Linked DNA regions of Mus musculus: region 1 is linked to region 2. The links are chromatin loops, found by intact Hi-C in ENCODE. Cell type or tissue: heart. All regions are shown on one strand. Each heading gives the region's core, and the rest is flanking DNA. Links, peaks and the distances in the headings are about the cores only. Region 1 holds the start of 4930405A21Rik (RIKEN cDNA 4930405A21 gene). Region 2 holds the start of Tgif2 (TGFB-induced factor homeobox 2).

Region 1 (12,209 bases), core at 1,504-9,503, 120 kb after region 2:
CAACAGGCTTTCAGCTTCAGACTCCTTGACAGGTCTCACTCCTGCCCCAGACCTGACAAAAGAGGATCTTTGGGGACTGAACTCAGGAAACTGAATCTGTAAATATGAAGAATCAATATGAGGAAGCACAGAAGGTGAAGTGACCAGCTAGTCACACTTTAGGCAAGTTTATGAACCTAGAGCTGAGCTTACAGATGGGGCCAGCACTTCATGGACAGTGGCATTTGCCAGTGTAGACAACCTCAGGGAGTAGCGGTTTGTACCACAGAGGGGACAGCAAGACACATGTATCGGCTTAACTAGGCAGGAGCTTCTCGTGTGGAGCTCTGGGGAGTGGCGATTCAGAGACACCACTGCAACCTTCTGCCAAGAGCCAGGAGACAGTTTCCCAAGTCCACCGGAGCTTCTGGGAGGAAAACATTTGGGCATGTGGCATCTCCATCAGGCAGTGGCCCTCAGGGAGTGTCTGGTTGCTACTCTGGATGAAAAGCCAGGGAAGGTGATGACTCAAGTTCCCGCCCCACCTCAAGCCTTTAAATGTGAGATGAGCTCAGAGGCTGGGGAAATGTCAAACAAACCCAACCAGAACAGGTGCCAGAACAGGCACTGAGTGACAGGCTACCAGGCAGAAGCCGCAACCTTTGAAGTAATGCTGTGGGCAAAGGAAGCAGAGGCCTGAGGATGCCCAGACACTGCCATGCTGCCAGACCCAGAGTAGGTGCATGTCCCTCTGCAGGCCCCTGCATCTTACAGTTAACTGAAATCGGAAGAACCTCAATGGCTTCTGACTGTTGTGAGGTGCAATGGTCAGGAAAATGATGGTGAATTACTTGATGCCCCCAAAGGCCCTGGAGACACCACTTCTATTACTACTGCTTACATACAGTTGGGGTACATTCCTACATCTCATTACTTGAACCCCAACCACAAGGGTGAGGGAAGAGGCTGGCGCTGTCTTGTTCCCACAAAGAAAAATCTGACCAGATATTATGAGGAGGGAAAAGCTCACATTTATTAAGGGCCTACTGTGTACAGGTTTTTATTTATATGTACATAATCTTATTTAATTGTCTCCACAATCCTATGGTATAAATGATTTTTCAGAGTCCAGATGAGGAAAGCACAGGCATTGAATGACAAGACTGATCAGAACCAAGTATGAATAGCTTTAAAACCCACAATATTCTGCACCTGTATACAAGCCTGATCATGTCTGGTATGCTGACTCAGCTCAAATACTGTCTCTTCCTGGAAGCCTTCCCAGCCCACACAGGCCCTCTCCCATAAAAGCCCCCAGCTGTCCTGAGTATACAGCTGACAGCACTCAGCACATTACTGCTCCTTACTCTGATCAGGCATACTTTTAAATGGTAGGGCACAGGAATGCACAGGTGGCCCGAGAATCTCAAATGTCAGCTACAAAGACCCAAGACATAGATATATTCAACACCCCCATTCTTCAGAGGGAAAAGCAGAGCTCCACCAGGAGACCAGCTGTCTGAAGTCACATGGCAGTTGAGCACCAGAACTGGGGACAAAACCTTGGCATTTTGCCTTGCAACTTAAAAAATAAAAAGACTATTTTTTTTTTTTAAAGAATCAGTCCTAGGATAAGACTTTTTATTCCAATTTAAGTTAGAAAGATGACAATAAAGGGACAGTCACTGCCTGAGATATAGGGACTAGAGTCCTGACTCCTCCACTTCTGGGTCAGGTAACAAGCCCTTTTACCTTCCCAATGCAGTCTCCATGGATTGTGCCTATCACAAGGCACACACAGAGACTGATTTTACACACCAGGGGCAGGTAGTACCAGCAAGGCAGTGACTTAAGACATGGCCATGAGACAGGCCCTCCTGGCTCTTCTTTTTTTTTTTTTTCTTTTATATATATAAAAAAAGATTTATTTATTTTATGTATATGAGTACACTGTAGCTGTACTGATGGTTGTGAGCCTTAACGTGGTTGCTGGGAACAAGGCTCTTCTTTTTTTCTTTTATACATAAAAAAAGATTTATTTAATGTATATGAGTACACTGTAGCTGTACTGATGGTTGTGAGCCTTAATGTGGTTGCTGGGAACAAAGGTTGCCCACTCCGGTCGGTCCCACTCACTCTGGCCTAAAGATTTATTCATTATTAAATCTAAGTACACTGTAGCTGTCTTCAGACACACCAGAAGAGGGCGTCAGATCTCATTAAGGATGGTTGTGAGCCACCATGTGGTTTCTGGGATTTGAACTCAGGACCTTCAGAAGAGCAGTCAGTGCTCTTAACGGCTGAGCCATTTCTCCAGCCCCCTCCTGGCTTTTCTTGACTTTCACCTTAACTGTAAGATGCAGGGACTATGATATCTAGTCTCACTCCCTGTTCCAAAGTTCTAGAACATCCTAGAGCCCTTGATAGCAGACCCCAGCTCTCAGCAGAACCTTTCAACTAGGACCTTTGTGCTCCACGCAGAGAAAAGCAGCCGTGGCTCACCACATGCTGGCTGACTTTGTTTTCAGGCACCACTAGCAGGGTCCAACCTTAAATAATAAATGGCACACAGAAAATTCAAACGTTCCCCAGCACAAGCACCTCTCTGGGCATACCAACTTATTTTCACACACCGAGGAGAAGCAAGATGGCACTGGGGATTCTGGAGAGGTGGGCACACTTCTTAACCAGATGGGAGTGGACGAGTCCTGGGCACCTGCTCTGTACCCTCTCAGGGAAGCTTTCTCTCTGGGACTCTCAAAAGGCAGGTTGACAGTTTACAAAGCATATGCCTCACTTGATCTTCATGACACCCCTTGGTACCACTACCCCCATTCACCATCCCTTTTACAGATGGAACACCTGAGACTTAAGTGCAAGGGTCACAGGCAAAGTCAAACTTTTTAGAGCTGGTCTAATCAAGATTTCAGAGTCTAAGACAGCCAGATACAATAATCAAGAGTATCATTGTAAGGGCGATTCCTCTCCGATTCATCCTGGTCTCAGTAAGACCAAGTTTTACAGACCTCTGTTCACCTGCCCACTCAGGGTAGCTTGAAAAGTTCTGACCACAACCATATAGCCCAGCTGTCTAAGAAGCCACACCCCCTGCAAAATTTCATTACTCAAGTTGGCAAGAACGCAGCCCCCACCCCCAGCTGGGTCTAAATAAACGCCCAAGTGATATCACATCCTGCTGTCGGCTCCAAAATAGCCCAGGCCTGCCCACAAGCGATCACAAAGTGCCAGGCCATGCAGGGCCAAACCAGCAGGGATACCCAGCCCAGGGCGCACTCCACACACTTAAGCAACTCAAGCAGAAGCCTCAGGGCAGGAAGGCCCTTTCCCCCCAACCCCCTCGCCAGACAGCCTGGCCCCACCATCCTTGTTCCCCTGGTCCAGAGGCCCCACAGCCTCATTACCCCAGCGCCAGCCCCTGCCCCAGCGCCAACCCCATGGAGCCTCTGCCGCGGCCAGCCTGCGGGATGACTCCGCCCGGCCCGACCCGGACACCCCACCACTCACATTGCTTCAAGAGCTCCAGACACAAAGCCATGAGGGCCGGATGGGGGTCAGAGACCCAGAGACCCGGCAGAGACAGAAAAGGGAGAGGGAGTGACAAGGAGCAGAGAAAAGGGGCGACAGGGGATCGGGCAGAGAAGCAAAGGAGCAAGAGCCCCGGGCAGAGAAGGCTGAGGCAGGCGTTAGAGACAGCAATGAGACCACCGACACAGACGCGTGAAAGAAGCAGGGAGAGCAAGGGGGGTGGGGGGGACCGGGTCCAGAGAAGTGGGACGCTCGGAGAACAAGGAGAGACAGTGACAGCGACAGCGGACAAATCCAGGAAAGGCAGAGGTTCTTAAGTTAGGGAGCTGGGGAGACACTGGGGGTTCAAGGAGACCACTAAGGGATGTAAAAGGTTCTGATAGCTATGGGAGGCTCCGGAGAAGTGGGAAACCCTCCGGGAAATGCGGACTAGGTGGAGATAACCCCCAGGAAATCAGGGGCACATGCATCAAGAAGGACCCTCAAGATGTGTGGTAAGCTCAGGAAAGGCCTGGGGGAGTGGAGTGTGTTCTGAAGGAGAGGCCCCAAAAGATCTAGGGAGTCCAGAAGAATGGGGGTGCCAGAACCCGTGGCTGTAAGAGAGGAGAGGAGCGCTGGGAGAGGGGACCCGAGATCCTGGAGCGAGGGAGGGGCCGAGAGCGCGAGAGCAGAGACAAAGAGACAGCGAGCTAGGGAGAGACAAAGCGGGCTCAGCGGAGACACGGGCCCGAGGGCCAGTGGCCCGACAGAAGGACGGAAGCGCGGGCGAGCGGGCGGACGGACAGACGGACAGACGGGAAGACGGGGCAGGGCAGGGCCGGGCGGAGGCGGCGCCCGTCTCCTCGCGGGGCCGCGGCTGCTCCGGGTGGCGCTGGGCGGGCCCCGGGCGTCCGGGCTGAGGAGGCGGCGGCGGCGGCGGCGACGACGTGGGTCGGACAGACGGACGGAGTGACGGATGGACTGGCGGCAGCTGCGGCCAGCGGCGGGCACTCACCCTCCTCCCTCACGCGGCCCGGCCCGAGGCTCCGGTTTTGTACGCCCGAGAGGCGGGGCCTCCGGGTTAAAGCCCCGCGCCGGCCCCGCCCCTCGCGTCAGCCGCGCGCGCGTCGCCCGGGATTCCGGGGCCGCCAGGGGGCGCGCGCAAGCGGGACACAGCGCAAGCGCGCACGCGTACCGCGCGGCCCACGCCCTGGCCGGCCGGTCTTGAAAGGGAGTGCGCGCCCGCGCCAACTCGCGCATGCCCGAGTGAGGGGCTCCGCCCTCTCGAACCGCCCCGCCAAACCGGTTCCAGCTGGAACGCAATGCGTGGTCTGTACGGGAGTTGGAGTGGCCGTCCGTCCCTGCGGGCTCACCCTGGTGGCGACGCCTCGCTGTAGGTAGGGAAACTGAGGCTGAGGAGAGAGCCCACCGTGGGCTTTCTGTCCCGCACGCGGGTCCTAGCTACTCAGCCGCGCAGTTTCTAGTTGCCTCTTTGCCTCATCCCTTGCTGTGCTCCCAAGGGTCCTAAGGACGGGTTCAGTATCCCACTTGTGTGACCTTAGGTTAGATGCTTAACCTTTCTGTGCCTCTGTAAAATGTGACAACCGAGTGAGCCCCCTCCCCGCCCACAGACTGACAGTCCATTTACAGAAGGTTCTGCCAAGCACAGATCTTTGCTGCCTGGCAAGCCCGCTGGTTGCCTGCTTTCTGTACTGGGATCTGACAGAGGACTGTGGGAAATGAAGAAGGTAACACTGTTTCCAGTCTACCTTTTGCATTAAGACACAATAATGGCAAAAGCAACAAACTTACTTGATGCCAGCACTGTGCTAAGCACTCTAAAAGCAGGAGTTGGCTACACCATGCTATTCAGTTTCATTTGCTTTAGGTGAAAATACAAAGTAAATTCTTGAATGGCTATGACACCTCATGTGTTGCTGTGTCCTTTCGATTCAGTAACACTTCTTGCATAACCTTGGGCAAGTCCCCCTTTCTCTTTGGGATTCCCCAGTGCTGAGTATCCCCTGGAGAGAAACCAGGCAGAGACAGAATTTTCACCAGCAAGTCTTTGACCCTTTGATCCAGCTCACTCTCTTGAACAGAAGAACTAACTCACTGGCAGCTTCAATTTGGACTTCACCAAGTCTGAGACCTTGGTCCTAGAGGAATGTCAGCACCCTTCTCTGTTGGTCACCCCCCTCCCAGCCCCCCGCCTCAGGTCCTGTAAGGTGTGTATGGGGACGATTTTGTGACTGACTGAGTCCTTGCCCAAGTCAGGCTAGCATAGAGGAGCAGTTGGCTGACCCAGGCCTGAGGTGTAACACTGGCACATAGGCCTCAGACCCTCCTGCATGAGCCTGGGCTTCTAGGAGAGGGTAAAGGGTCCTTTCCAGATAGACTGGCAGCTGGTTTCCCCTTTGGGTCACCATTTTGGTAAATCCCTTGAAAACTTGAAGCCGGGCGTGGTGGTGCACGCCTTTAATCCCAGCACTTGGGAGGCAGAGGTAGGCGGATTTCTGAGTTCGAGGCCAGCCTGGTCTACAGAGTGAGTGCCAGGACAGCCAGGACTATACAGAGAAACCCTGTCTCGAAAAACCAAAAAAAAAAAAAAAAAAAGAAAGAAAGAAAGAAGGAAAGAAAGAAAAGAAAATTTGAACAGTGAAAAGCTGTGCATTCCTGCTTTTGTGTGTCAACTTGACACAAGCTAGAGTCATCAGAGAGGAAGGAGCCTCAGGTGAGGAAATGCCTCCATGAGATCCAGCTATAAGGCATTTCCCCAATTAGTGATCAGTCGGGGAGGGCCCAGTTCATGGTGGTCCTGGGTTCTATAAGAAAGCAGGCTGAGCAAACCAGGGGAAGCCAGCCAGTAAGCAGCAAGGTCCATGGCCTCTGCACCAGCTCCTGCCTCCGGGTTCCAGCCCTGCTCGAGTTCCTGTCCTGACTTCCTCCAATGATGGTCTGTGATCTGGAAGCCAAATAAACCCTTTCCTCCCACACTTGCTTTTTGGTCATGGTGTTGTCGTCACAGCAACAGAAACCCTCACTAGGACAATCTGGGACGGGGACATGGCGGAATGTAAGGAGGAAGCCTGCCTTGTGCCCAGTGCTCTGAGCAGAGGTGCCTGTTTCAGCAGTAGGAAATGCTGGCAGTTGTCCAAGAAAGGCCTCCTGAATCCTACTCCCTCTGACCCTATGGCCCGGAGAGGACCAGTGTCCCCTGCCTGACCAGTATGACAGCCTCTAATCATCTTGTTCCCACTGCCAGATGATTCTCTGTTCTTTGTCAAGTCCTTGTGTGGCTTCCTTCCTAACCCCACAGGACAATGAAGAACCCAAGGCTCTGAGAAACATCTCCTTGACCTATTTTCTGAATAACCTTGACTGTGACACTTCCTCTAGGCTGTAGTGGCTTTGTGAACCATCCCACCCGCTGCTGTGATTGTGTGTGTGTGTGTGTGTGTGTGTGTGTGTGTGTGTGTGTGTGACTAGGTTAAGTCAGGAATGGCAGGTATGTGTAATTCTGGCCATAGCAGACATCACTAATTGGCAGTGATGCACTTACTCTACTTTAACTTAGATTAAATCTCAAACCTTAGCTTCAGGGGTAAGAAATGACACTCAAATTACAGGATGTTTGCCCCGACACTCTGGGGATTGGATGGGCTGAGCTGACAGGAATCTGCAGTGTGATAACCAGAGATTAGGGTGGACCAGGTTTGGGAGACCAGAACAAGGGATTTTGTCAGACTCCCTTCCTGTGTGTGTGCGTGCAGGGAAAGGAATGAAAGAAACCAGATGAGTTCTAAGGGATGAGAAAAAGGACAAAAAGAGGGGGAAAGCAGCCTGTGACTTGGATGGTCACAGATAAAGACCATTGGTCACAACCAAGATCTAGATAACCAATATGAGGCCCAGGGAGGGACACGTACCTCTTCAGTGCCACAACAGCACTGAAGAAAGTACCCTGGGCCTCTGAGCAGGAGCTGGAATGTTTTCTGGACTGGAACTTGTCCAACTCAGCCTGGAGCTTCCAATATGGGTGGAGAATGACCCTAAGTGTATGTATCTGTGTGTGTGTGTGTGTGTGTGTGTACACGCGCACACACAAGCTCTTGTGTGACCATATCACAATTGAAGATATAGAGAATGTAATTGGTAGGACCAGGGTGCCACACAGTAGTTCCCCCCACCCCCACGCCACTTGCTGAGGTCCCTGTGTGATATCTCAGCTTCTGAATCTGTGTGGTGTGATTCAGAGGGAGTGGGAGAGACACAGAAGGGAGGAGGGGAAAGCCCAAAACTGGGGAAAGGAAGAGAGACAGAGGGCTTTGGGAGAAACAGAAGGCGATGATTGGAGTGGGGGAGCTGAGGGAAGAGACGGCAGGGAGCCTTGTCACTGTTTTTGCTTCCTCTCAGGAGCATAAAGAAAGGAGAGGCAGGATGAGAGGCAGACCAAAGGGTCATATCCCGGCCCTCGTGCCCCCTCCCAGGTGTCCTCTGGCTGGGGAGGGGCGTGTACAAGTGGCAGCTGAGCCACCGCTGACCCGCCTGCCAGTCACCTGCCAGAGCTATTTCTGGAATGTGGAAACTGGGTCAGAAAGGAGGAGGGAGGAAGGCAGTGCTCACAACGGAGCTGGGAAGCTTCGAGTAGTGGGTGGGCAGCTACATGCCCCGCCCCCGCCGTGTCAGAGCAGTTGGTTCTGCTAGGTGCCCACTGCCTTAGGAGCTCCCCTGCACCCCCATCTTCACACCTGCCTGCATCTGGTCTGTGAGCACATGCGCTCCTTGGAGAAACAAAGAGCTCCATGCCTCTCTGCAACTCGGGTTCTGAGTAGGGAGACTGGCTGTGTTGGTGTGTGCCTGCGTAGAGGTGGGTGATTATAAGCAGAACTTCCATGTATGGTTGTACAAGTTTTACACAGATTAAGGATGCGCTCGTATGTGGAGTGCTATTCACAATATAGACATGATGAAATTATGTAATTGCTATGACTCCCCCGCCACCCCCCCCACCCCCCCACCCCACCCCCGGCAGATAGAAAGCAAAGGACCTTATTCTAATAGAAACTGTATCCTGGTGACTTTTCAGCAGATGGTGGCAGAGTGTCATAAGGGGCAGTGTCCTTTTCTTAACTCGGCACAAAAGTACTACATGGACCAGCTGCAGCTCTGGCCAGAAGCCTGGCGATCTGGTGGCTCCGGCTCTCCTAGGTGGCAGGTGAGTGTGCCTGCTGAGCCTGAGAGGAGCAGATATGTGGGGTCACTGTGGGGACCTGCGCTGTTTCTAAGGCATGCTTTCTTCACAGGTGTCTGGGTGTGAGCTTTGATGGAGACACACAGGCATGTGCTTGGTGTGCAGGGGCGTGTTGAGTTAGGTATGCACATGTATATAGGAGAGTATCAGTGTACATCTGTCTTCACATCTTTGGGAGTGTGACACACTTACCCGTGTGTGCACATACACATGTGGATGGGTGTGTCTAAGTTGGGTATCATTTTCGGTCTGTACCTTACTTTTGAGAAACTCACCAATTTGGCTTGGCTGGCCGACTGGTTATGGATCCACTGTTTTTGCCCCCTCAGAGATAGGATTACAGCCTGTGATGGTTTAAATGAGAATGGTCCCCGGAGGCTTATATATTTGTATATTTAGTCCCTAGCTATTGGGCTTTTGAGAAGGATTAGAAGAATTAGGAGGCGTGGCCTTAATAAGGAGGAAGTGTGTCATTGGGGTGGACTTTGAGGTTTCAAAAGTGCATGCCAGACCCAGTGTCTGTCTCCCTGTCTCTGTCTCTATGTCTATCTCTGTCTCTCTTTGTCTCTGTCTCTCCTCCCCCCCCCCCGCCCACTTCCTTAGGATCAAGATGTAAAACTCTCAACTACTTCTGCCACACCATGCCTACCTGCCTGCTGCCACGCTCCCCACCATGATGATCTTGGACTAAGCCTCTGAAACTAAGCCAGCCTCCAGTTCCATGCTTTCCTTTATAAGAGTCACCTTGAGCCAGGTGGGGCCAGTGCTGCACGCCTTTATTCCTAGCACTCAGAGGCAAAGGCAGGTGGACCTCTGTGAGTTTTGAGGCCAAGATGGTTTATAGAGCTAGTTTCAGGACAACCAGGACTACACAAAGAAACCCTGTCTCACCCTCCACCCCCATCAAATAGAGTCAAGTTAGTCATGGTGTCTCTTCATAGCAATAGAACACCAAGAAGGTATATTAATTAGCACACCTGGACCCCTCCCCCTCAACCTCATGATACTAAACCAATGGAGCCATCCTTCCAAAGCCGTTTTCACACTATAGACAGGTCTTTCCGTCTGACTGTGCACGAGCGACTAGGCAGGTATGAGATGCTGTTGCTCAATACGTTCCTGACTGCATTTGTTTGTGCAAAAGCCCCCAAACAGTCTCATGGAAGCCCTATATCCTTACATTTAGTAGCAAATGCTGGTTCATCCAGAATGTGCAGTGTGTGTGTGTGCGTGTTCTGTAATTGCCTAAATTATTACTTTATTGAAGCAAAGTGGGAATTTCTTTCTTTAAAAATGAAGGGGCTGGTATGGGCTCGTCACATAAAAGAGCTTGCCATTGCAAGTCTGGTGGCCTGAGTTGGATCCCTGGAACCCACATGAAGGTGGAGGGAAGGGCTGGAGAGATGGCTCAGCACCCGAGAGGCAGAGGTAGGCAGAGCTCTGTGAGTTCCAGGCGAGTTTAGGCTACATAGTGGTACCCTCTGGGAAAGGAAAAAAAAGTGGGAGCAACCTCCATGCACGGGCCAGTGTTTGCATGTTCATAAACACACACATGCACATACATGCACATAGTAAAGAGAGGTATGTAATGCAAATTGAAGCAGAAATAGATTATAGGTAGATGATCAGTCGATAGATACTGAGGTTGAGATCGAATCAGTGACCTCAGCTCTCAGTTCTTTGTATTCATGCCCCTTGCTATGTCTCACTAAATCTCTGTGGCATCAGCTTTGGACTAGTGACTTGCTTTATCAACTGTTATTATTATTTTTGTTTTGTTTTGTTTGTTATTTTTGCAGATGGGAAACCAAGAGACTTGAGACAAAATGAGGTTGTCCTCCCATCCTTCTGCCACCTCCATGGGGAAAACATGGCCTGGCTGGGACACTGGCTCCTGAACAGCTTTTGGGCCCAGGGTATAGGACACAGTGGGCAAAGGCGGCTGATCGGCAAGCTCATACCTAAGTGTTTGCTGTTGTCCCCCACTGAGATGGTACACAATGTAGAGTGTGACTGCGTAACGACCAAGAGATATCACGTTGGCCCCAGGACCAAGCAGGGAGAGAAAGGATGAGCAAACTCTTAGAGGAGGATTGGAAAAGGAGCCTGGATTCTGCGTGGGTCAGGACTCCCAAGGAAATCCACCTAGAGTGACTTCCCGTGTGCAGATAGACTTGGGCAAGGCCTGCCTCCTTTGGATAAGAGCTTAAAGAGAAAATGCAAAAGAAACAGCCAACCTGTCAGGGACACTCAGGGGAAATAGGAAGGGCCCAGAAATGGCTGAGTTGGAAAATAAATCTGTCAGTTTTAGTCTCGAGCCAGTAGATCATTTTCAAATGAAGATATAGTCTAAGATAAAGATCAAAACAAAGTCGTTGCCTGTTAAATACCACACAGACTGGGGCTTAGGCCTTTAATCTCAGCACTTGGGAGGCAGAAGCAGGCTTATCTCTGTGAGTTTAAGGCCAACCTGCTCTGCATAGGGTCGCAGGCTAGCCAGGGCTACATAGGGAGATCCTATCTGACGGACAGACGGAAGGGAGGGAGGGAGGGAGGGAGGGAGGAAGGAAGGAAGGAAGGAAGGAAGGAAGGAAGGAAGGAAGGAAGGAAGGAAGGAAGGAAGAGGGGGTGGGTGGAGAGATGGCTCAGTGGTTAAGAGCTCTGACTGCTCTTCCAGAGGTCTTGAGTTGAATTCCCAGCACCCACATGATGGCTCACAACCATCTGAAATGGGATCTGATACTCTCTTCTAGTGTCTGAAGACAGCTATGATGTACTCTTATACATAAAATAAGAGATTTATATCTTTTTTTTTTTAAAGGAAGAAAGGAAAGAAGAAAGACAAAAGAAAAACAAAAGCATTTGCTATTCTTGCAGAGGGTGGGGTTTGGCTCACAACTGCCTGTAAGTCCAGTTCTAGGGGATCCACCCCCCTCTCCTGTCACTGTGGTCACCTGCATATGGGTAGTGCATATACAGAAAAGCAGGTACACACGCATACACATAAACAAAAACGACTCAGGTGGTCCAAGGAGCAGTCGGAAAGCTCAATGGTGTGCTCCCGCAGCAGCCCAGCATGCCCAGTATAGGAACAGTGAAGTAAAGGGGGTGGGACTCAAAGTGACTGTGCATGTGACCTTGGCACAAAGAACTACATGAAATTAAATTGAATAATGAAATAAAACGTGTTTGAGCTAGGTCAGTCAGCTTCTGCTAAAGAAGATGAATCTAGCGTTCCTAGGAAGGAAGCAGGCAAGGTCCGAGGTTCGTTTCTCAGGAAATCTCGAGGACTTGTCTCCTATCTCACAGCCGCTTAGGGGGATCTTGGGTAGCTTAGCATTCCCTGTGAGCGAGGCATGAATACATGTGTGGGATGCAGCAGGTTGAATGATTACCACCGATCTCCAGCCGTCTTGTGTACACGCCTTGTGCCACAGGGATACAGTCTCCC
Region 2 (11,722 bases), core at 1-8,000:
CTGAAGTGCTATGGTCCTGTAAACCTCACTGGTCTCTGCAAGGACATTTTGACTTTCTCTTTTCACTCTGGCCTGTACAAGTAGATGCATCATGTCCAACTACACATCTGGAGCAGGGGGCAAAATACGCTACAGTAAATTTATTTACTTTGGAAAACTGGTCTGATAGCTATATATAAGAGCAAAAATAAACGTTTTAAACTCAGTTTTATGTTTGTAATGCACATTTATGATTAAAGTTAGCATGGAGAGGGGAGGCAGGGCCACAGAACAGCTCTTTTGTGCAGTGCTGGAGAACCCTGCTCCCTGGTGCGCTAGGCCAGTCAGGGCCTTACCACTCAGCCCATTCTCCAACTTTTAAAAAAACGGTCAGTCCATTTCTCAGTTTTGAGAAATAGTGTCCCTGACAAGAAGAAATTTCAATACTGTATGACAAGTAGCTTGACAGGACATGTGTGAGGAGCCATAGGGATGTACTGCAATAGCCCCAAACAGCAAGCAGGGTTTGCAAGAGACAAGTGCTCGATGAGAGTGAAACAAACCAAGGCCAGGATTGACCCTGGATAGTCATAACCAAGGGCTAGCCCCAGGAAGTACTGCAGAGGGTGCTCTGAATTCTGAACCCCATCCGAGGATGTGTCACATGATCTGATCTGTACTTCCGTGACTGAAAGATAAAAGGCTGGAGGCAGGGGGACCAGCAAAGGCTGTCTGTGCAGTTCTGGTCTCAAACTCTCAGCCTTTTGTTTCTGCCTATGTGCCTCTAGAGCACGTAAGTTCAAAGACACCTTCCAGGGAGTCCTGAAAGAGGCCCCAGGCTCTGCGTTCCCTTGTCCCTCTTGGTTTGTCTTAGTATTAATCCATCTGTACCCCACACCCCAGGGCTAGATGTTCCTTGAAAGTATCCTAGTAGGAGGAGCTGGGCCCAGGAATTAAATGTGAAATGTTCCATGCTGCAGAGCACCCCAAATGGTGTTTAAATTGTTGAGAATGCTCCAAGCCTCTTTCCATTGTCAGATGAGGAAATGAGGCTCAGGGCAACAGTAGCAGACTGGCTAAGATCCAGAGTCCTCTTGTGAAAAAGTTGGGCTGACAATCAGGTCCTATAACTTGAGTCTAGACCCCGTCTCAAGACAGACTTGGGTTTACGGCCGTCTAGGGTGTAGAGTGAGGTCACAGAATTTTTATAGGCTGACCACTTGCTGTGCCTTTTCCGGGAAGGAGGAACAGAAGTGGGAAGCCGCGGAAGTCGCAGGATCAGGTGAGGTAACGGGAGGAAGGAGCCAGCTTGTGGGTTGAAGAGATGGTAGACAGGCCAGAGGAGAGAAGCAAGAGGAGGCCTGCTGGCTCACGAAAGGAGCAGTGAGGCCAGCCAGCCAGGAGCAGGTCTCTGGCCTAGACCAAGGGCCTACTGCATAAACTAGGGAAGCTGAGAGCCAACCCAGACCCAGAGCGCTGGGGGGTGGGGTGGGGGTGGGGTGTCAGCATTATGCAAAGAGCAAACCCATCTGCTGGTCGGCAGGACAACTGAAAAGAGACACAACTTCTAGTACAAGCGTCTCGAGTGTGCCCCTCAATGTGGTTCACAAAGGTCCTTTTATATCCAGTTAAAATGCGTTCCTCCTAACAGTTCCACCAGGCTCAGAGAGGAATGTGTAACTAGCCTCCTCCTCTTCCTTCTCAGGGCTGGGATCACAGGCGTGTGCCGGCTTGTCTACCTACCTCCAGCTCGACGGCTAAAAGACCTTCTCTTTTACATCAAGAAATTAAAAAAAAAAAAAAAATTCCATGGGCATATGTGCACTTGTAGAGGCGAGAAGCCCTTGGAGCTGGGGTTACAGAAGGCTCTGAGCTGCCCGCTGTGTGCAGAGGCCGGAACTCGGATGCACAGGAAGAGCAGGACGCGCTCTCAACCCCTGGGTCATCTCCTCAGTTCACTCAATTCATTTTTAAGCAAGTGCTCTGGGCTGCCCCCCAGAACCTCTGCTCCTGTGTCTTCTCACCTTCAAGGTCAACTAGAACCACTCCTCATCCCTTCCTAAGGGCCCAAGCCTCCAGTGCAGCCTCGGCGACCTCACTTTCCCTGGGGGCCAGGAGAGGGCTTCTCATCTTATCCCAGCAGGGGTTATGATAGGCCAAGGCCACAAGGAATGGGGACAGAGCTGGAGACTTGATGCCTGATCCCCTCTTACCTGCAGCACCGAGAGGTTGGTCTGTCCAGAGAGACTTAGCTTCTCCTGCTCTGAGGGGTAGGCGTTGTAGCGGTGCAGATAGAGCCAGTCCCGGAGGATCTTTACTGACTCCTTGGGCAGGTTCCCTCTGCGCTTCCTCTTGCCGGTCAGTGACAGGAGCCCCTCATCCTCGCCTAGATCGCTGTCCGACATGATGCTTAGGGGCTAAGCTGGACCTCTGGGGAGCCTGGGACAAGTGACAAAGGGGATGGGGAGAACATTATCACTTAGTGCCTGTCCCCCTTGCCTTAGTCTCCTAGTGAGTTCACCCTCACAAGCAGGGGTCATAGTCTCAAACCCTGGACAGTAGCACCAGAGCCTGAGCAAGCTGGATGAATCCTAAATGCCACGATTCATGGAACCAAGAGGGACCACTGGGACGTAGGTGGCGCCTTTTAAAAACAGAAGAGGACTAGAAAGAACTACGGCTTCATCCTGTGGTTCTGAGACAGCATCTCACTCACTCCATAGCCCAGGCAATCTTCCTGCTTCTGCCTCCTCAGTGCCAATTCTCAGCTTGGATTCTGTTTGCCAGGCTGTCCTGGAAACTTAGCATCTATTACCTCACTTAACTCTTTTGCAATCTGCTAAAAGGGGAAACTTGCACTCTCACTACTACCTAGCTACTCAAGAGAAATGCACACCTGGCCCCTCGCAGAAGCCCAACGTTCAAAGGGTGGAAACGATCCAGAGAGATCTTCAACAGATGGCCGAACAAACGAGCTATTTGGTCATAAAAAGAAATACCGTGGGCCTGGAGAGATGGCTAGGTGGTTAAGAGCACTGGCTGCTGCACTTCCAGGGGACCTGGCTCGGCTCCCAGCACTCACATGGTAGCTCACAGCCACCATAACTCCCAGTTCCAGGGAATCCAGTGCCTTCTTGTCACCTCCATGGACATCTACGTGGTGTAGACACACTCGCACGTAGGCAAAACATTCATACACATAAAACCAAACAAATTATAAAAGAGAGAGCACACTTCTGATGTGTGCTATGACATGGATGGACCTTGAGCACATGCTCCGGGAGAAGAGGCCGGCCATGAAAGCCCACTGTTACACGGTCCCATGTACGAAGGGATGCGCTCAACAGGCTGCTCACTCTACAGAGCTAGCTGTTCAGCAGTTAGTTAGGGAGGGGGAGGGGAGAAGGATTTTAGAATGTTTTAGTTAAAATTTTATTATATATACATATATAAAATATCCTTTGACCAAAGTGCTCTTTTCTCTTATTTTCCTCCTCCCACCAAATCCCTTCTCTCCCCGTCCCTCCCAGGATTTTACTTATTTTATATATATAAACATTCTGCACCACATATGCGGAGTCCTGGGAGGACAGAAGGAGGCGGGTCCTCCGTAACCGGAGCTGGATTGTTGTGAGCCTGTCTGTGCTGGCATCTGAACCCAGGCTCTCGGGAAGAGCAGCAAGTGCTCTTAACCCACTGAGCCATTTCTCCAGCCTCCCCCTCCCCCAGGTCCCCGGGCCTGCTTATTTTAAAAGTGAATTTCTGGGGCTGGAAGAGATAGCCCAGCAATTACGAGCATTTGCTGTAACGCGCTCTCACAGAAGCGGTGGGTTCCACTCCCCACACCCACATGGAGGAACACAACCACCCAAAATCCAGTTCCAGGGGAGTAGATGCTCTCTCTCAACATCCCAGGTGCAGATGAAAATCCACACACATAAAAAATAAAATAAAAAATGTCCCATCTTTTAAGACTGATTATAAAGAAGGATTTGAAATCGGGTAATTTTCCCTCCAAGGCCCGGAGGCGGGTCTGGTAACTGTTCACCAAGTCTTGCCGCCCCTGCCGCAGGCCGTGTGCGTAGTGAGTCATTCCTCCGTTGGTTTTTAGACCTTCTTCCTTGGTCCGGCCTCTGACCTGGTCCAGACTTAATCTCAGAATCCTGACCAATGAAGTGTGGCTCTGGTCCCTGCTTTAACTTCCACTGGGCTGTGTGATCCCAGTAAAGTGTCCTTTCAGAGTCTGAAGCCCTCCTCCTCCCCTGCTCCGTGAAGGAAGGTTTCTGCCTAGATAACTCCTATCAGCTGCCCCTCCAGCAGACAAAGTTCCCGTTCACAAAAGCAAAAGAAATTTACATTTTAATAGCACAAGTTCTAGGCCAAGGCTGGTCCAGGATCTGCATGCTCCTCCCTTCTCTGCCTTTTAACAGCTCCTCAGCAGGCCCAGCCAAAAAACTCTGCCATCTCCCAGGTTTTGTTTCCTCGACTTGGGCCTGAGCCCAGATCTCTGGGCTGGCTAAGCCAGACTTTCGAGGGAAGGGTCTACCTTCAGCCAGGCCACCTGGAGGTGAACCGGGCACTGCTCGGAGGCAGTGTTTACTCAGAGGAGCTCAAGGAGGATGCATTCTGAGGGCAGACATGTAGTCGGCCACCAGGACAGCTGCGAGACCAGCTCAGGGAGGCAGCGCTGGCGGCGGGTGACAAGTTTACTCAAGGTTATCTTCACTTATTCCACTCTGGCTGCCTGCCAGAACCCAGTCTTCATAGTTTCCCTTCCAGAAGAGCACCCCTCCGCATGAACTTTCCCCACCTCTGGGTCCTGCACCCTAGGGTTGTCTGCAGGTTAGACACACACGCACACCAGCGATACCTCAATTTCCCTCCTGCAAGTTGAGCGCTGTTTAAATAACCGACCCGACCCACTGCTCACATCCCGCAAGTTCCCAGAGTTTTACAAACACACATAGCTAAATTTACACACTATACCTAGGACCAACGACTAGACTATCGAAACTAGCCCAACTCCTGCACCCGCCCACCCACGAACTCCAAGTGACCTGCCCACCCACGATCTCTCCGACCCAGGAGCACGCACGTCACCACACCGGCCATCCATCAGTTTTTTATACAACTGGGTTATTGGAGGCACCCCTTGGACACTGCACCCCATCAATCTCCTACACACTCCCACAACACCATCTGCAGCCACTCCCACAGGAACTTTCTGACAACTCGCCCAGCTCCAGATACAATCCCCCGGGCCGCACACTGAGGCTGGAGTTCCCAGCAGTTCACACAAAGCGCGCAGCCTCCCCCGCGGCCCAGACGCAACGGAGCACATGGCTCATGGGGCGCCGACGAATCCGCCGGCGCTCAAGGCACCCTCACTCAACTGTCCCCCACCAGAGTCACGGTGCGAGCAACAGCTCCCCTGTCGGTCCGCCACCCGGCGCTTGGGGGTTGGGGGGGGGGGACGACTTTGCAAGGAAAAAAAAAAAACTCACGTGTCCATTTTGGGACAGGAAAAAGTTTAGTTCCCAGCCCGTTCCCTGGTACTCCGCGCAGGGTGACTCTTGGGGCGCGGGGCCGCCGGAGCGTGCGCGCTCGGCTTTGTGCTCCGAACTCGGCCCGGAGGGGGAGGGGAAAAGAGGGGGCTGGGCTCCAACCTCCGCGCCGCCCCCCCCCCCCAACTCTGCGCCTGGACTCCATGTTGGCCGCCCCCCCTACATCGGGGACGCGCACAGCCCCCGCAAGACGCTCGGCTGCCCTTCGCCTGGTCCCGGGGTCCCGGCGCGCACAAACTTTCTCCGCGTCGCCAGCCCCACGCGCCCCACAGCCTTGGCCCGCCTGGGAGTGACAGATGCCTCGGAGACAGACTTTCCTTTGTTCCAAAGGAAAGGGGAACTCGCGCGGGCTCCCAAGCCCTCTCCGTCGGAGCCCCGCCCGCGGCCCCCACCTCCAGCTGTCACTCGGCGGCCCCCGGTCCCGCTCTGTCGCCGTGCGGGAGGGGGGGGGGCTGCCGGCGGTTAGCAACGTGCACTTTTGAAACCAAACAAACCCGCTCCCCGCGCGCTCACCCCGCTGCAGGGCACCGGCTGCCCTCTCCCAGAGGAGCTTTGGGAGCTTTGGGAGCCGAGCCCTCCCTCAAGGACCCCGAACAGCGCCCCCCCCGCCAACCCCGGCATTCCGCGCCAGCGTTCCGCGGTCCCGACTCACACACACCCCCGGGGCTCACACACCCACTGTCGCACGCGCCGGGACGACGCCCCCTCCCCCGCCCCGTCGCCCCAAGAAACTTTCCAAGTTGTCCGCGCGCCTCCTCCCGCGTCTCCAGCCCCTCGGCGCCCCGCACTCACCTTCCCTGGCGGCTTTCCGGCCCACGCGGCCTCGGTGGGGTGTGGGACCACCCGGCCGGGGCGGGGGGCACCGGGGGAACGCGCCGCGTACCTGCCGGGTCTGACACCCGCCTGACAGCTCGCGGCTGGAAAGCACCTCGCGACCTGACGTCAGATCCCCTCTCCTCCCATCCCGCCTGCCGCACCCTCCCCCACCGCCCCGAGGCAGAAACAAACTTTGTGCAGAGCGTGGCCAGCTACGCCCACCCTCGGGGGCGGGCCCGCAGAGCCAGGGGGCTTCGCCCCGCCCACGCGTCGGAGGGGGCGGGCCCGCGGCACCTCCTTCCTGCGCCCACCCACCTTAGGAATGCCGCATGGCCGGGGCCCGGGGCGGAGCGGTGGGACCAGGGCTCCCGGAGTCAGCTCCAGGGCAGGAAGTGGCCCGCTCCTCCTTTCAGAGAGTGTTTCCGGAGCGCCTACTGTGTGCTCCTCCATGGGGGTGGGGGCACTACCAGGCACAAAGGGTGCCAGTCCCCGTACCTTTGTAAGTTCGCCTCCTCCTCTGGGAGCTTGCCCTTGTGGGGATGGGGAAACTGAGGCTCAGTCGGCTCAGAGTAACTCCCAGGTGCTAAAGGACCAGTTGTTTTGTCCGCTCATAAGGCAAACGGCGCGGCGAAGACCACTTGGGATAAAACCCCAAGCCTAGCGCAGATGGTCGGCCAGGGGTGAGTACAGGCTGCACCCCAGGAGCGTGAGTGAGGCAGGCACCGTGTCGCAATTTGGAGGTGGCCGCATTTACTCGCTGGTCCCTGCCTTACCACGTGTGCCAGTGTCCTTTGGCCAGGTGGGTCTGATGATAGAGCCGAGCCTTTCCCTTGGTGGCTAACCCCAGTTGGAGAGGGTGAGGCTAGGCGCTTCCAGCGGTCCAGGCTAGGGTCATTTTACCTCAAGTTTTCCTTGCGTCCAAGTTCCCTGACTGTTTGTCTGTCTCTTGCTATCTGCATAAGTGTGGCATAGCCTAACTCCAGCTAACAGGCCTTTTCTGGGTTTGTGATCATATAGGCCCAGAAACCTGAGACCCACGTGCCAGAACCAACAGCATCCGAACAGTCTTCCCTGATTGTTATTTTTTTTAATGCTGTTATCTTCTAATCATTTTACTGTTGAGTTTGGGTCTTGGGTCAGACTTAAGAGTGGCGCACCTGCTGCAGCTAAGTGACAGAGACAACAGCTGTCATTGCTGCAGCAGACTCAAGCTTTTGTTTTTCGTTGTACTGTAGTCACAAAAACTTTGGCAACCAAAGTTAAGTTTTCCTACCAGAAGGCCCTAAGCCAGTCAGGATGCCGATTAAAAGCATCTTAAGGTGGGTTTCATAGAAGCCGGACTTGCCTGGAAATCCTTGAAACCAAGATGGCCATCCAAAATCAAAAACATTGCCCAGAACCCTCTTTTTTACTGATGGTGACACCAAGTCTCAGAGAGTTGGTCACAAGCAATTTCTTAGCCAAGTCATATTCCAGCCACAGACCTTTGAAAGAATGAAGGAGATGGGAAATCTTAGGTAAGAAAAGTAAAAACCAATTAGGTCTTGGCAAAAAGCAGGGACTGTCATATAGGTGTGACATGGAGGGAAAATAGAGGGATAGCCCAGTGAATCTGGAGATGTGCCCTGGATCTCATACGATCCAGGCGTGTGCAGCAGGTGTCTTTTCTTTGTGACAGGAGCCTCTGGTGGGCAGTCACAAGCCCACGGATTCCACCAGTGACCCCAGGCCTGCTCACATGAGTGACGCGTTCCTCCCCATGGCCAGCAGCAGAGCGGACTGAATGCTGGGTGACAGGTCTGGAGTCTCCCTGACCCGCTTGGCAGGATCCAGGGTTGGGGTGAGGGGGGCTCTGTGTCAGGCTGGCTCTGTGTCAGGATTTCACATAAACAACTTCCCTAGCCTAAATATACCATGAACTCGACAGTTGCCAGGTCTGACTGCTCTGTAAATGTAGTTTAAGCTCTGTGCATCTTCACCCCAGGCATTCCCACTCCTGGGTTCATGATCCTGGAGCAGCTGTGCATGAAGTTAAAGCTTGCATGAGAGTATTCTTCATACCGCTGTTCTGGAAAAGCCAAACGTCTAGGTGCCCTTCCTGGGATCTGGATGGTAACTGATAATCATGGAACCATACGATCCCGTAAATCTGTGTTCCAAGTCAGAGAGGTCTGACATGAGTTTATTTTCAGCTATAATATTCGGCCTAGAAGGGACTTTGGCCAGACGTATTGATAATCCTGACAAGCTTTTTCCAACTGGGGTTTGGTTTGGTTTGTAACAAGTCTCTCTGTTTCTCAGGCTGGCCTCAGACTCCGGTGCTCAAGGATATTCTTGCTTCAGGTTCCCAAATAGCACTGCACACTGCACACGTGAATCCCCATGCCTGATGGTAAGTTATTATTATTTATATTTATTTATTTATTGAGATGTGGGGGGTCTGGAATCCTTCTTGTACTTCAGCTTCCTGAGGCTGTTTTTCCTGCCACACCTGGCTCTCATCTAGTTTTGGTAGAGTCAATCTTCTCTAGCAAACGTGAACTTGAAATCCAGCACTATGGATACACACTACTGTTGTGGCAAGAAACCTTTCCCCCGTTCCCCCATACAGTAAGAAACTGCTGAGCGAGGTGGCTCAAGCTTTTAATCTCAGCACTTGGAGATGGAGGCAAGTCGATCTTTGTGAGCTCAAGGCCGTCCTGGTTTACACAGTGAGTTCCAGGCCAGCTATAGGTACACTGCGAGCTATAGGTACACTGCGAGCTATAGGTACACTGCGAGCTATAGGTACACTGTGAGACCTTGTCTCAAAAGAGAAAGCTTCAATGCTCAGATCTTCCATAAAACGGAAAAAAGGAACCCAGTGACTTGGAGGTTTTCTCAAAAGCTCCCTCAGGCCTGTGTGTCAAAGCTTGTCAGTAAACCCAGCACTCCAGAGGTAAGGCAGGAGAATTGTGAGTTCAAGGTCAGCCTTAGCTCTAGAGCCGTGGTTCTCAACTTTCCTAATGCTGTGACCCTTTAATACAGTTCCTCATGTTGTGGTGACCCCCAACCATAATATTATTTTTGTTGCTACTTCATAACGAAATTTGCTACTGTTATGACTCATAATGTAAATATCTGATCCACACCATGTGACACTGCCCCCAAAGAGGTCACGACCCTAGGGACTGAGAACCGCTGCTGTAGAGCAGGAGACCCTGTCTCAATACAACCAAACACAAATAAGTAGAGAGACTGCATCCATCCCTGGAAGGAGAGAGCCTTCCTGATAATGAGCTCCGGGTCCTGACCTCAGGGGAGGGTCTAGAGTGAGGCAGGAGAGTGGCTCCTGGTTCATCTTCCTCTATACTCTGCTCTAAGGCAAAGAACTGCAGGTCAGAGAAGCTCATGGTAGGCAGGCTCTGTCTCCAAGCTGCCAGTTCCTAGGGTACCCGCTGATCACAGAGGTGCAGTAGATGTCACAGGAATCTGCTTTGATTGGAAAAGAAAAGAATCACTGGCCACTGCCCTAGTTATGGGAGTGGCAGAGGGACTGACTGTGACAGGCAGTTACCTCACGTGAAGAGATCTGGGATCCTGCCCGGACCTCTCTTCTAGAGACTAAGGAAGAGCTTAGAGATCAGGTGGAATGGATGGAGGAGGAGCCACAGCAGGCCAGCCTTCAGGATGGAGATTGTGGCCCATGTGAGGTTCTTGTCTCCATCCCATGTGGATTCCCATTTAACTGCTTCTTAAAAGCTGTGATACCCTGTTGGTCAAGCACATGTGGTTTTAGCTTTCCTGTAGTTGAGTTTAGTTGCTTACCTAGTACCCTACCCCTCCTCCCCCTGGTGCTGGGATAGAATCCAGGCACTCCTGCGTGCTAGCAGTCTTCTCCCATCATATAGGCGCTACACCCCCTTTCATCCTACATCAGAGGGCCAACAGGCGGCAGTTGCCATGGCCTTTATGGGGCATTCTGCTTCTGACATTATGAGAAGGCTACAACACCTAGAAGGTCTGCAAACGTTGTCTTTGCAAGACCTGGTTAAGGAAAGTGTACCATAAGAGAGAGACTGAGGAAGAAAAAAGAGAAAGAGAGAAGAAGGAGGCTGAGGCAAGAGAAGATAGAGGAGATAGAAGGCAGGAAAGATATTTAACTAGGATTTTGGCTGCATTTGTAGGCGATAAGGAAGTTTATAGAGAAGGAGGAGGAAATAGACAGGGAACCTGGGCAACATAGGGTCGAGAAGACCTCGGAATCCTGAAGGACCTTCACGACCACCTCTAGATAAGGATCAATGTGCATACTGTAAAGAAAAGGGACACTGGGCAAGAGACTGCCCCAAGAAAGAGACACCAGACCGCCCAAGATTCTCACCATAGAGAATGATGATTAGGGGAGACGGGGCTTGGACCCCCTCCCCGAGCCTAGGGTAACCCTAACTGTGGAAGGGACCCCTACGGATTTCCTTGTTGATACTGGGGCAGAATTTTCAGTCCTGAAAGAGCCACTGGGAAAATTAAGAAACAAGAGAACCATAGTGATTGGGGCCACTGGTCAGAAGCCATATTCTTGGACCACTGATAGGAGGGTTGATCTAGGAAGAAGCCAGGTAACCCATTCCTCCCTCGTCATCCCTCAATGCCCCACGCCATTACTGGGAAGAGACTTACTATCAAAATTAAAAGCCCAAATGAACTTCTCCTCGGAAGGAACCACAGTCACTTGGCAAACCCCCACCTCTATCATTTTAGCTCTAAAATTAGAAGAAGAATATAGATTACACGAGCCTCCAGACCCATCGAGAAAAATACTGGAAGGGACCTAGTTAGAGAGATATCCCCAAGCTTGGGTAGAGACTGGGGACATGGGAGAGGCAAAAAGGGTGCCTCCCATCATCGTGACGCTAGAAACTGGTGCGACTCCTATCGGGATATGACAATATCCCATGAGCAAGAAGAAGGCCCGAGAGGGCATCAGGCCTCACATTCAAAGACTCTTGGGACTGGGTGTTCTGGTCCCCTGCCAGTCTCCCTGGAACACTCCGTTGCTGCCAGTTAAAAAGCCAGGCACTAATGATTATTGATCAATGCAAGACCTAAGAGAAGTTAACAAAAGAGTACAAGACATTCATCCTACTGTCCCTAACCCTTACAACCTGCTCAGTTCTCTCCCCCCCTCCCCCAACAGACGACGGTACAGGGTTCTGGACTTGAAAGACGCATTCTTTTGCCTGAAACTACATCCCATAAGCCAGGTGATGTTTGCTTTCGGGTGGAGAGACCCAGATTCGGGACAGGCTGGACAGCTAACTTGGACACGTTTGCCCCTAGGATTCAAAAACTCTCTTACCCTCTTTGATGAGGCCCTCCACCGA

The links. A loop is a pair of places that touch in the nucleus more often than their neighbours do. Peaks named below come from ENCODE experiments on the same cell type or tissue, not always from the same donor. Only the 100,000 strongest peaks of a DNase experiment are listed, where the experiment ranks them.
Region 1: it touches region 2 in a loop (2.7-fold over the local background); 2 of 42 quality-filtered maps call a loop at or near these places.

The regions. Positions count from the first base shown.
Region 1 is chr2:156,713,398-156,725,606 of GRCm38, reverse strand. All of the region lies in intron 7 of Dlgap4 (DLG associated protein 4), which reads right to left. It overlaps 4930405A21Rik (RIKEN cDNA 4930405A21 gene), which reads left to right and starts at 4,698. Exons shown (of 4, transcript NR_040505.1): 1 at 4,698-4,901; 2 at 8,594-8,722; 3 at 9,362-9,512; 4 at 10,558-11,068. In heart, for the core only: CTCF peaks have their summits at 2,156 (motif pointing right), 3,228 and 4,660 (motif pointing right); DNase peaks (open chromatin) are centred at 3,206, 4,706, 6,546, 8,106 and 4 weaker places; H3K4me3 peaks cover 5,447 bases; H3K27ac peaks cover 5,531 bases.
Region 2 is chr2:156,834,852-156,846,573 of GRCm38, reverse strand. Tgif2 (TGFB-induced factor homeobox 2) reads right to left here and starts at 6,567. Exons shown (of 3, transcript NM_173396.3): 1 at 6,336-6,567; 2 at 2,193-2,418. The coding sequence starts at 2,384. It overlaps LOC115486128, which reads left to right and starts at 5,326. Exons shown (of 5, transcript XM_030252280.1): 1 at 5,326-5,392; 2 at 5,575-6,858; 3 at 8,038-8,156; 4 at 8,661-8,751. The coding sequence starts at 5,326. The coding sequence ends at 8,039. Gm14230 (a long non-coding RNA gene) reads left to right here and starts at 8,485. Exons shown (of 2, transcript XR_003953756.1): 1 at 8,485-8,528. In heart, for the core only: CTCF peaks have their summits at 4,572 and 5,407; DNase peaks (open chromatin) are centred at 4,613, 5,083, 5,923, 6,613 and 2 weaker places; H3K4me3 peaks cover 4,851 bases; H3K27ac peaks cover 4,236 bases.